Regions from separate parts of the Homo sapiens genome. Here region 2 is linked to region 1. A link is a contact called in ENCODE Hi-C or POLR2A ChIA-PET data. All regions are on one chromosome and are shown on one strand. The core of a region is the stretch at or near the end of the contact, and the rest is flanking DNA. Distances in the headings are between cores, read along the strand shown.

What was found. Hi-C counts contacts between places; a loop is a spot of excess contacts on that map. ChIA-PET counts read pairs that join two places held with the same protein, here RNA polymerase II (POLR2A). Pooled maps may share reads with other maps.
Region 2: a loop to region 1 is called in a map of naive thymus-derived CD4-positive, alpha-beta T cell, with 15 times the contacts of the local background. The contact joins the promoter of FAM13B here to the promoter of PAIP2 in region 1. A Hi-C loop is called at or near these places in 1 of 168 maps with a recorded cell type or tissue (naive thymus-derived CD4-positive, alpha-beta T cell) and 7 of 50 pooled maps. POLR2A ChIA-PET finds 5 or more read pairs at or near these places in 1 of 52 experiments (A673).

What each region holds. Positions count from the first base shown.
Region 1 is chr5:139,339,550-139,344,652 of GRCh38, forward strand. PAIP2 (poly(A) binding protein interacting protein 2) reads left to right here and starts at 2,305. Exons shown (of 4, transcript NM_016480.5): 1 at 2,305-2,431.
Region 2 is chr5:138,029,977-138,035,079 of GRCh38, forward strand. FAM13B (family with sequence similarity 13 member B) reads right to left here and starts at 3,103. Exons shown (of 24, transcript NM_001385994.1): 1 at 2,806-3,103. It overlaps FAM13B-AS1 (FAM13B antisense RNA 1), which reads left to right and starts at 2,798. Exons shown (of 2, transcript NR_037900.2): 1 at 2,798-2,976. LOC124901077 (a long non-coding RNA gene) reads left to right here and starts at 3,163. Exons shown (of 2, transcript XR_007058952.1): 1 at 3,163-3,275; 2 at 3,519-4,697. RefSeq lists enhancers at 416-917, 2,132-2,191, 2,292-3,175 and silencers at 2,682-2,751, 2,762-2,811.

The sequences.
Region 1 (5,103 bases), core at 1,055-3,554:
CTTTGAGTGTTTCACATGATTTATCAAATATTTTTTATTACCATTATAACCAGTTAAGTGGCTTGTGTTACTAAATAACAAATTCAATTATCTCATGTTTACCTTTTTGTTTATTTGTTTGTTTTAAGACAGAGTCTCACTCTGTCACCCAGGCTGGAATGCAATGGCATGCTCTGGGCTCACCGCAACCTCCTCCTCCCGGGTTCAAGCGATTCTCCTGCCTCAGCCTCGCGGGTAGCTGAGACTACAGGCATGTGCCACCACATCCGGCTAATTTTTGTATTTTTATTAGAGATAGGGTTTCACCATGTTGGCCAGGCTGGTCTCAAACTCCTGACCTCATGATCTGCCCGCCTCAGCCTCCCAAAGTGCTGGGATTACAGGTGTGAGCCACCGCACCTGGCCTCATGCTTACCTTTTAAGAGAGTCTGGGTTAGGCCAGGCCCTGTGGCTCACGGCTGTAATCCCAGCACCTTGGGAAGCTGAAGCGGGCAGATCATTTGAGCCCAGGAGTTCAAGACCAGCCTGGGCAATATGGCAAAACCTCATTTCTACAAAAAATTCAAAAATTAGCCAGGCATGGTGGTACACACCTGTGGTCTCAGCTACTTTGCAAGCTGAGGTTTGAGGATTGCTTGAGCCAGGGAGGTTGCGGCTGTAGTGAACCGTGATCATGCCACTGCACTCCAGCCTGGGTGATGGAAGACTGTGTCTTAAAAAGAGAGTCTGAGTCATCTCAGACTATATAAATACCTATTTTGTTATGTTCAGACTTCCTTCAGCCTCAGATTGATAGCTTATCTTCACAGTTTAGAATATAGATCTGTAAGTGCTGCCAAGGTGGTTGACCCAGGAGCTAGGGCAGAACCATCTGCATTCATTTCTTTGGGGCTTTGGACTGGCCCAGAAGAGTATTCAGTGAATGAAATAGCTCTGAAGAGGAACAACCCGGTTTCTAAATTCAAGCCTTCCCATGGAGGGAATTTTTTGTCTTAGTAAATACTACAAGCATATAGTTTTTAAAAGATTCAAATTTTTCAGGAGAAAAGGATAGTTATTTGCACCCATTTCCTAGTCGGTCATTTGCCCTCTCCAAAGGGAAGAAATTAGTTTGTGTCCCTTTTTCAAAGATAGTATCTACACATTTGAACATCCAGATTTGTAAAACACATACTCTCGGCCGGGTGCGGTGGCTCACACCTGTAATCCTAGCACTTTGAGAGGCGGAGGCGGGTGGATCACGAGGTCAGGAGATCGAGACCATCCTGGCCAACACGGTGAAACCCCTATCTCTACTAAAAGTACAAAAATTGGCCGGGTGTGCTGGCGTGCGCCTGTAGTCCCAGCTACTTGGGAGGCTGTGGCAGGAGAATCTCTTGAACCCGGGAGGCGGAGGTTGCAGTGAGCCGAGATGGCGCCACTGCACTCCAGCCTGGGCAAGAGAGCCAGACTCCGCCTCAAAAAAACAAAACAAAACAAAAAAACAAAAACATACTCTCTTCTTTACATTGCTTAGTGTCACTAGAAATATATCTTGGGGCTTGTCAACGATGACAGGAAGGAAGCATGGGTAAGAATAACTATGGGGCCAGTGCACCCAGGATCACGGACTACAAAATTCTTGAACCCGGAGGTCACACTTTTCTATCCTGTGTGGACAGGGCATTTCCTCCTTTAGCCACAAAGAAGTTGCACATGTATTTGTATTTTGCGTTTGCATCCAGCTTCAAAAAGTGTGTTTTTGTGCCTGCACATGTCTGAGTGCGGATGTTTGCATATCATTTAGTACGCCTCTGTGATTTCCCTTAGTTTATTATTTTTCTGTGTCAGGATCTTGACGTGACTCGGTGCATGTCGCTGTTTGTGTGACATTGTGTATCATTCTTGGGGTGTGTATGGGTATGTGTGTGCTATGTCATTACCTAAATATTACGTTTTTGGGGGGGTGTGTGATGTCTGTGAAAGTCCACGCCTGTGTATCTTGTCAGGGTGCTCTTCAGTCCCCAGCTGCCTCACTCATTGCATATCATCATTCTCGGAAGATGGGCGGGTGTGGGAACAGTGGTACGCCCCCATTCCTGCCTTCCAGAGAGAACGTGCGACAGCGTTCCTGCTACACCCGGCAGCCGGCCGTAGGGGCGCGCTGGAAAGGCTGCTGCGCGTGCACACGTGTGCAGCCTTGGAGACAGACTTCGGGGTCGCGCGTTCTCGCGCGCGCTCTCTAGTGGCTTCGGAGGGCAGAGCTGACAGAACAAGAGGGCGGGGTTGGCGGCGACGGAAGTGAAGTCACTTCCGGGCTGGGGTGTTTGTTTGGACTGGAGAAGGGAGGCGGCGGGCGAAGCGCACGTCGAGCGGGGGAGCGGCGCTGCCTGTGGAGATCCGCGGAGGCCGACAGGATTCGTTGGCTGCCGTCCCCGCTGCTGTGCATTGGGTGAGGGGTCCTCTCGGGCAGAGTGGCGACAGGGGTGCGGAGGTCGAGGGACAGCAAGTCGGCGACGGCAGAGGGGCCTAAAGGGTTCCCTGGGTGGTTGGCCACCGAGTCCATTGCGGCCTCCGTTGTTCATTGCCTCTTTCCACCAAGTCTGAGGGATGAGCTTGGGCCGACTTCGTCTCTGTCTTCTCCGAGACATGGCCGTCGCTTTTTTTTCATTGTCATTATTAATGATTTGGATCTCGCAGCTCTCTATCCGGGTCCTCAGTGGCGCGAGGGTTGCCGGGATAGCACTTTCTCCTGTTCCTCATTCTCCCGGTCCTTTATCCCTCCGCCGGGTACCCTTTCCCCTGCCCCCCTCCCACCGCCTCGGCAACAAAGCTTATTGTTTCTACCCACTTTACGCCTGCGCGTCGCCACGCGCAGCCCCTACTTGCTGCGCGTGCGCGCCTCAGCCGAGGCTGGGGTTTGGGGAGAGAGGGGCGGAGGGACTGGCGGGCTCTTGGCGTCTTGGGGGAACGCTGCAACCGTCGACGGGCCTGATCAGAAGATCGTCTTTCTCCCGTTTCTTCGCCATCGCTACCCCTTATTTTTGGTTGTATTGCAGCTCATGCCCTGGAAAAAAGAACCTTTGGGGTACTGGGAACCCTTACCCTAGGAGGGCGTTGAGTTAGATGAACTTTAAGGTCCTCTTACCTTTTAATAATTTTCTGTGCTTACTCTCCTCCTTCCCCACCATCGCCACCAGAAATAAATAAGGCTTGTGGTGAACTTAGGTCTTCAAAACATTTGTTGCAGCAGCCAGCAGTGATATTTTTTAGGGACTCCTAAAAGGGGTCTTACCTGCTTCCTTTTGTTTCTTTTTTCCCTGATTTGGCACCCGTATCAACTCATAAAAACCCCAAACTCTAGAAAGAATTTGGCTTCCAATTTGCCTTGGAAGGTGTAGCAGCTGACAGCCTTTGACGTTTATTTCAACGGAAAGTAGATGTTCATGTTGGGTGTGCTGGCTAATGTTGAAACGTGGTGGCATTGTTTTTTCACAGATTTCATTAGCACAGTTAGATCAGGTGTTGGTTTATATTTTCATTAAGTCGCTTTTGAAATTTCTTCTGGCGTAGGTTGTGTTTGCAATAAGTAAAAGTTCTCTACAATAATTTTTAATGAGACTCCACTATTTGCTTTTGTGATTCTGTTTCCAGTTAGTGAAAGACAGGATATTTGGGGAAAATTAGTCTGTTTATACTACTTGTCAGTTGTGAACTTGAATAAAACTTTTTCACACACACACAAAATCACAGGATAGGTAACTTGACAAGAACTATAGAACCCACTTGTGTTTCTTTAAGGGATGGAGGTTAGGGAATGGAGATTTCCTCTAATGATTCAAGGCTGTGCACGTTGCTCCTTAGGAACTCAAATTGAGGTAGGTAATTTCACCCTCTTTTGGTCAGAATGAGTTTATAGCAGGCTTTTCCTTAAATAAGCACTCTGCACTTTATTCAGGTTTATCACTTTATGACTCTAGAGTGTGATGCTCCAGTTTTAGTGAAAAACTTGAACACTTAGCACAGCAATTTGGTTGATACTGTGGGAGATTAAAGAATGTGGAAGGCAAGACCTCTGCCCCCTTGTAATCTAATAACCTTTTGTGCTTTTAAAACATTTTCTTGTAATTTACATCCTATTGTCATTCATTATCATGAAACGTGAAATGGGCAGAGCAAGTTTTTTTTTTTTTTTTTTTTTGAGATGGAGTCTCACTCTGTCGCCAGGCTGGAGTGCTGGAGTGCAGTGGCGCAATTGGCTCACTGCAACCTCCGCCTCCCCGGGTTCAAGCGATTCTCCTGCCTCCGCCTCCCTAGTAGCTGGGACTACAGGCGCTTGCCACCACGCCGGCTAATTTTTTGTATTTTTAGTAGAGACAGGGTTTCACCGTGTTAGCCAGGATGGTCTCGATCTCCTGACTTTGTGATCCGCCCCCGTCGGCCTCCCAACAGAGCAAGTTTTATCTTGCCCATTTGGGAATTAAAGAAATAGAAGCCTGAAAGATTATTTTTATTTAGCAAATATTTATATAACAATAATGCCAGGCATTGTTCTCATTGCCTTTACAAATATTAACTAATTTGATCCACAACATAGCTAGAAGGTAGGCCCTACTGTAAAATGAAGATAACAAATGAGACGTGAAGTAACTTTCCCAATGTCACAGAGCTATGATAGTCGGAATTCAAATCCAGATAGTCCAGAGATTCTATGCTCTTAACCATTATGTGGTGCTGTGTGATTTAGTGACAGGTCTAGGGTACTTTAAGGTGGCTATGTAGCATAGCTGGGATTTGAACCTACGTCTTCTGACTGTGGTCTAAGATTAAAGTTGTCCAAGTCATTGCCTTTGTGATCTAGACCACCTGTTGCACAGGTGCATGAATAGTTTGCATTTGATATAGGCTAAGGTTCAGTTCCAAAAAACTCCCTTTTTTCTTAATTTTTTCATTGTTTAGAGTGGTGCTGTCCAATGATGTAGGTACTGTGTGTGGTTATGAGCACTTGAGATGTGGCTAGTGTAAATGAAGAACTAAATTTTAATTAAATAGATCTGTGTAGCCGATGGCCACCATATTGGATGGGCACACGTTTGGAGAATTTGAATAGCCTCTGCTTCTTAT
Region 2 (5,103 bases), core at 1,853-4,352, 1.3 Mb before region 1:
GAAATAAAAGACTTGCAATATTTCCTTCTCTAGTAGAAATCTAGTAAATGTCATCAAATTATCTTGTCAGCTTACCACATTTTCCTCAGCCTAGGTCTTTTATACTTGCTAGTTCACTGACCTGGAACACTCTCCCACGCTTCCTCCTTCCTATCATCAGTTCAAGTCCCATCCTTGGAGAGGCTTTCTTCAACCCACTCAAACTAATGGTCTCATTTATTAATTTATCTAGGGTGTGGCGTTCCTTGGCTCCAAAATATTCATCACAGGTTTCTTGTTTTGTTTTTTGAGACAGGGTCTCACTCTGTCCCCCAGGCTGGAATGCAATGGCATCATCACAGCTCACTGCAGCCTCAAACTCCTGGGCTCAAGCAATCCTCCCACCTCAGCTCCCTGAGCAGCTGGGACAACAGGAGCATGCCACCATGCCTGGCTTTTTTTTTTTTTTTTTCTGTAAAGAGAGTCTCCCTATGTTGCCCAGGCTGGCCTCAAACTCCTAAGCTCAACTGATCCTCCAGCCTTAGCCTCCCAAAGTGCTGGGATTACAGGCGTGAGCCTGGCTTACCACAAGTTTTATTACATATTCATTTTGTGTTTGTTTAATGTCTGTTTCTACCAACAGAGTATAAGCTCTCCAAAGTCCACCAGTGGGTTTTTAAAAAAATACATTTATTAAGGTATAATTTACACACTAAAATTTGCACTTCAGCCTGGGCAACAAGAATGAAACTCCGTCCCCCCCCCCCAAAAAAAAAAATTGAACGTAAGGCTGGGCAAGGTGGCAAGGTGGCTCACACCTGTAATCCCAGCACTTTGGGAGGCAGAAGCAGGCAGATCATCTGAGGTCAGGAGTTTGAGACCAGCCTGGGCAACATGGCAAAACCCCGTCTTACAAAAAATACAAAAATTAGTCAGGCGCAGTGGCAAGCACCGGTAGTCCTAGCTACTCGGGAGGCTAAGTCAGAAGAATCGTTAGAACCTGGGAGGCAGAGGTTGCAGTCAGCCGAGATTGCACCACTGCACTCCAGCCTGGGCGACAGTGATGCCCTGTCTCAAAAAAAAAAACAAAACAGTAATTTACACTATTATAGTCCCCAAATTTAAAATTTGAATACGATGATGGAGGAGCTATGCAGCGATGGATTGAGGTTATTCATAACTGATTATAAAAGCAGTTATTTTATTGGTGGGGAAACACTGACAAGTCAACAGATTCATTTCAGCCATTTTCTCTCCTAAAACAATGACATTCTAATAAAAAAAACTAACATTTACACCACCCAATGAATTATGCCACTGCAATATGCCCTTCTACATTTTCCAAGAACTTAAGCTGTGTCACACACGTGTCTAAATTAGTAATAAAATTAAACTGGAGAAACTATTACTCCAATTTTAAAAGCAGCACGGATTAAAAAAGTAAGAAGGGGGCAAGGCACGGTGACTCACGCCTGTAATCCCAGAACTCTGGGAGGCTGAGGCAGGCGGATCACTTGAGGTCAGTTCAAGACCAGCCTGGCCAACTTAGTGAAATCTGATCTCTACCAAAAATACAAAAATTAGTCAGGCGTGGTGGCGGGCGCCTGTAGTCCCAGCTACTCAGGAGGCTGAGGCAGGAGAATCGCTTGAATCCGGGAGGAGGAGGTTGCAGTGAACCGAGATCGCTCCACTGCACTCCAGCCTGTACGACAGAGCGAAACTGTCTCAAGGAAAAAAAAAAAAAAGTAAGAAGGCGCTCCCAATGGATATACAAATAATTATCAGTCCATTCAATTCCATCAACAAGCACTTAGTAAATGCACAGTACCTGTGAGAAAACCAGGCCAACAAGCATTTCAAGGTTACCAAAAAAGGAAGGTTGAAAATAGCCTCACACTAACCCAGCTCTAAAAAGACAAATAATTCAAAACCACCCTTTAATGTCTGTCTCTCTAAACAGGTGCACCCCAGTTAATGTTAATAGTCTGCATTACTACTGGTAATGATTCTGGCTACCATTTTAGATTATCAGATCCTTCAAAGTAAATGCCCAACTTTTTTCACTGATTAGAAGGCGAAACGGGGAACCAAATGAAATAATCCACCGTCTTTCTAAAAGTCAGTTTGATTTTAACTGATTACAAACAAAAAGGGCTTAACAGTTTCCCACTGCGCAAATGTGCCAACCGATTCCTACAACCTCATCTAGGAAACCAGGCGTGCCACGCGAACCCTAATGCTATACAAAGTGTCCCCCTCCAGCCTGGCCTATGCAGAGCGCATTCTAGACAAGGCCCCAGTGCACCAACAGCCCAATTTTGGCTATATTCTCTGAGCGATTTAAGGAAGTCCGCAACCACTCATCTCACGTGACCTTAAAAAGGGGCGCAGTTGAGCCCAGAATAAAACACACTCCTTTTTCTTCTACATCAACTTCACTGCCCAGCATGAAGGAAGTGGGCGGGGAAGAGGCGCAGCGCCAGCGGGCAGGAGAGGTCAGCAAAGAAACGTGGGGTGTCGCGCCATCTACTCTGGAGGGGCTGGAGGTGAGGGGCACGCCCGCTCAACTGCACTGCAGCCGCTGCAAATCCAAGGCTGCCACACCCCCCGGCAGCCAGGGACACGGCTTCATCTTCCTCTTTCTCCAGCGGAAAGGGGGCCCTCTCCACGGAACGCCCCACCTGCTAGAGTCCTCCACATCCCGAAACGCAACGCCCGAGAGCAGGCGCGGGTGGCAGGCGGCGCTGGGGGGCAACAGGAGGGGAAGGGCCGCGGCGACCTGCAACCCGCGCATGCGCAGATCCGGGTACCCGCCCGTTTACCTACCGTTGGAACCGCGATGCCCCGTTCCCTGGCCGCGGCCGCTTCTCCAGGACCCGCGGCGACGGCAAGAGGGCGAGAACTGAGGCCCCAAGTGGCTCCGCGGCCGAGAAGCCTCTTCCTGGGGCGGCCGCTGACGGGAGGTTAAAGCTACGGCTGTGGCGCGGGGCCAGCCCGGTAAGCGACCCCCCGGATACCCCCGGCGGTGGTGGCGACGCAGACGCGGAACAGGGGGAGAGAGTGGCGACAGAGGCGGCGGCTGAGGTGCAGAGCCTCCCTAACGGCGAGCGGGAGGAGAGCGGCTGGCGGGCGGAGGCCGGGCCGGACGTGACGTGCGTGGGAGGGGGCGGGGCAGGCCGCTGGTGGGGGCGGGGCGGCGAGGGTCCCCACCCCCACAGCATTCCGGGCAGCGGCCCTGTGTCCTGCAAGCTTGAGGACCGCGGTTCCTCTCCCACCAATTGGGGTCCTGAATTAGGGTGCGAGCAGCCAGGCGCCATCCCGGGGCGGGTTGTGGGGTCCTCGGTATGGGGAGGTTGGGAAACAGAGAGGACACTGGGGAGAGGAAAGATAAAGGGAAAATCCGGAACACAGAGATCGCTTCTGGTCTCTGCGGAGGAAGCCAGGCCCCCAGGGCGCCCATATCCAGGTGAGGAGCACAGAGACCTGAACCGAAAACCGCTGGGGGAGACCTAAGCGGTGACTTCGGTTCCCATTCCCAGAGATGTGAGTTAGATCCGGGACCACGGGGCTGCACCTGCGTCCTGCCCGCCCCCACCCTACCCCTTCACCTCAGGACCTGACCTAGACTCCAGAGAGAACAGTAAGGCTTCGGTGCCTTAGTCTGGGACTGTGGAAGTCGATAGGCTGCGGGCTTACAGGGAGCTTCGTATACTAAAATCAGCCAGCTGCGGAGGCAGAGCTGAAAGGAGGCAGAAAGAATGAGCTCTCTGAACTTGCATGGCTACCCAGACCATCCCTACAACTCCCTTGAACTCACAAGGGTATGAATATTCAGCCAATCTCTTCTTTGTTATAGTCTGTTAAGGGCTTTGAGATCTTCCATTTGGACTCCTTGACAGCCGGTAGATCAACACCTGCACAAAAAATAGCAGCCACCACAATTCAGTTGTCCCTTACCTACCTGAGCTGGAAGTTAGTAACTTGGAAAATGTAAAACAAGAACCCTCATAGAACTTGGGACAAGATTTGAAAAAAATAAAGTTACCCTATGAAATGATCTGTAAATGGGCTACAGAGGCCACAGTGTCTCCCACATTTCATCAGAGAGAGTAAACCATGTGTAACCTAAGTGTCACATACCCAGTTAATGCTGTCATAACCGAAGGGTGGGGTCCACAAAGAGTCTAAAACCAGAAGAATCTGAATAAGAATGTTCTATGAGGCTCCCAGGAACTCTGTCCAGGAACGAGGCAACTGATTCTAATGACCAGAACCAACACTTACTCTCAGGGCAGTTAAATCTTAATTCAGATTCACTCACTCATTCAACAGATACTTAGTGAATGCTTACTATGTTCTAGTCTCTTAAGATACGTCAGTAAATCCCTGCCTTCGTGGAGTTTATATCCTAGCAAACCTAAATTCTGGATCTCCGTTAAGAGCATACAAAGGCCCATACTCTGATTCCAAACTCAGCTAGTAGCCTTTCCATCATTCAGGGAGTCTCTCAAATAAATCTACATACCCAATAAGAAGGGATTGTCCAAGGCATATAACTAGGACTAGTTATACTAGCTGTACAGTTTTTGTCAATAAATTCATATCATGGTTTACAAATCGGACACTGTTCACTGGGTTGAATTGTTTTATCCGAATTAATTTCTCAGAGCCTATTTAAACTTGAGCGAAGTGAAATAAAAGTTTCCAAATCTGCCAAACAGGATCAACAGAGCCTGATTTCAGAGCAGCCCAGTGAAGATGCAGTCTGTGCATTTAGCCTTGTATCTCTCTTTAAATATCTTAAATGAAAGCTTTACCTGTGATTCCATGCTTGGAGAACAGGAGCAATATGATTGCTTCAAAAGCTTTATCATAAGTGCGTAAAAGTCTTGAGAGTAAATCCGAAGAGAGTTAAAAACCTCCTCCGCCTGCCCCACATATGCAACACAGGCTCTTGTTGACATAACTGACTGTAATAAATACTTTGCTCTGAATATGAAACCTAAGATGTAAGCTCCCAGAGGGAAGGATTCCCTTGCCTTTTTTTTTTTTTTTTTTTTTTTTTTTTTTTTGGTGAGACAAGGTCTTGCTCTGTCACTCAGGCTGGGGTCCAGTGTCTGGATT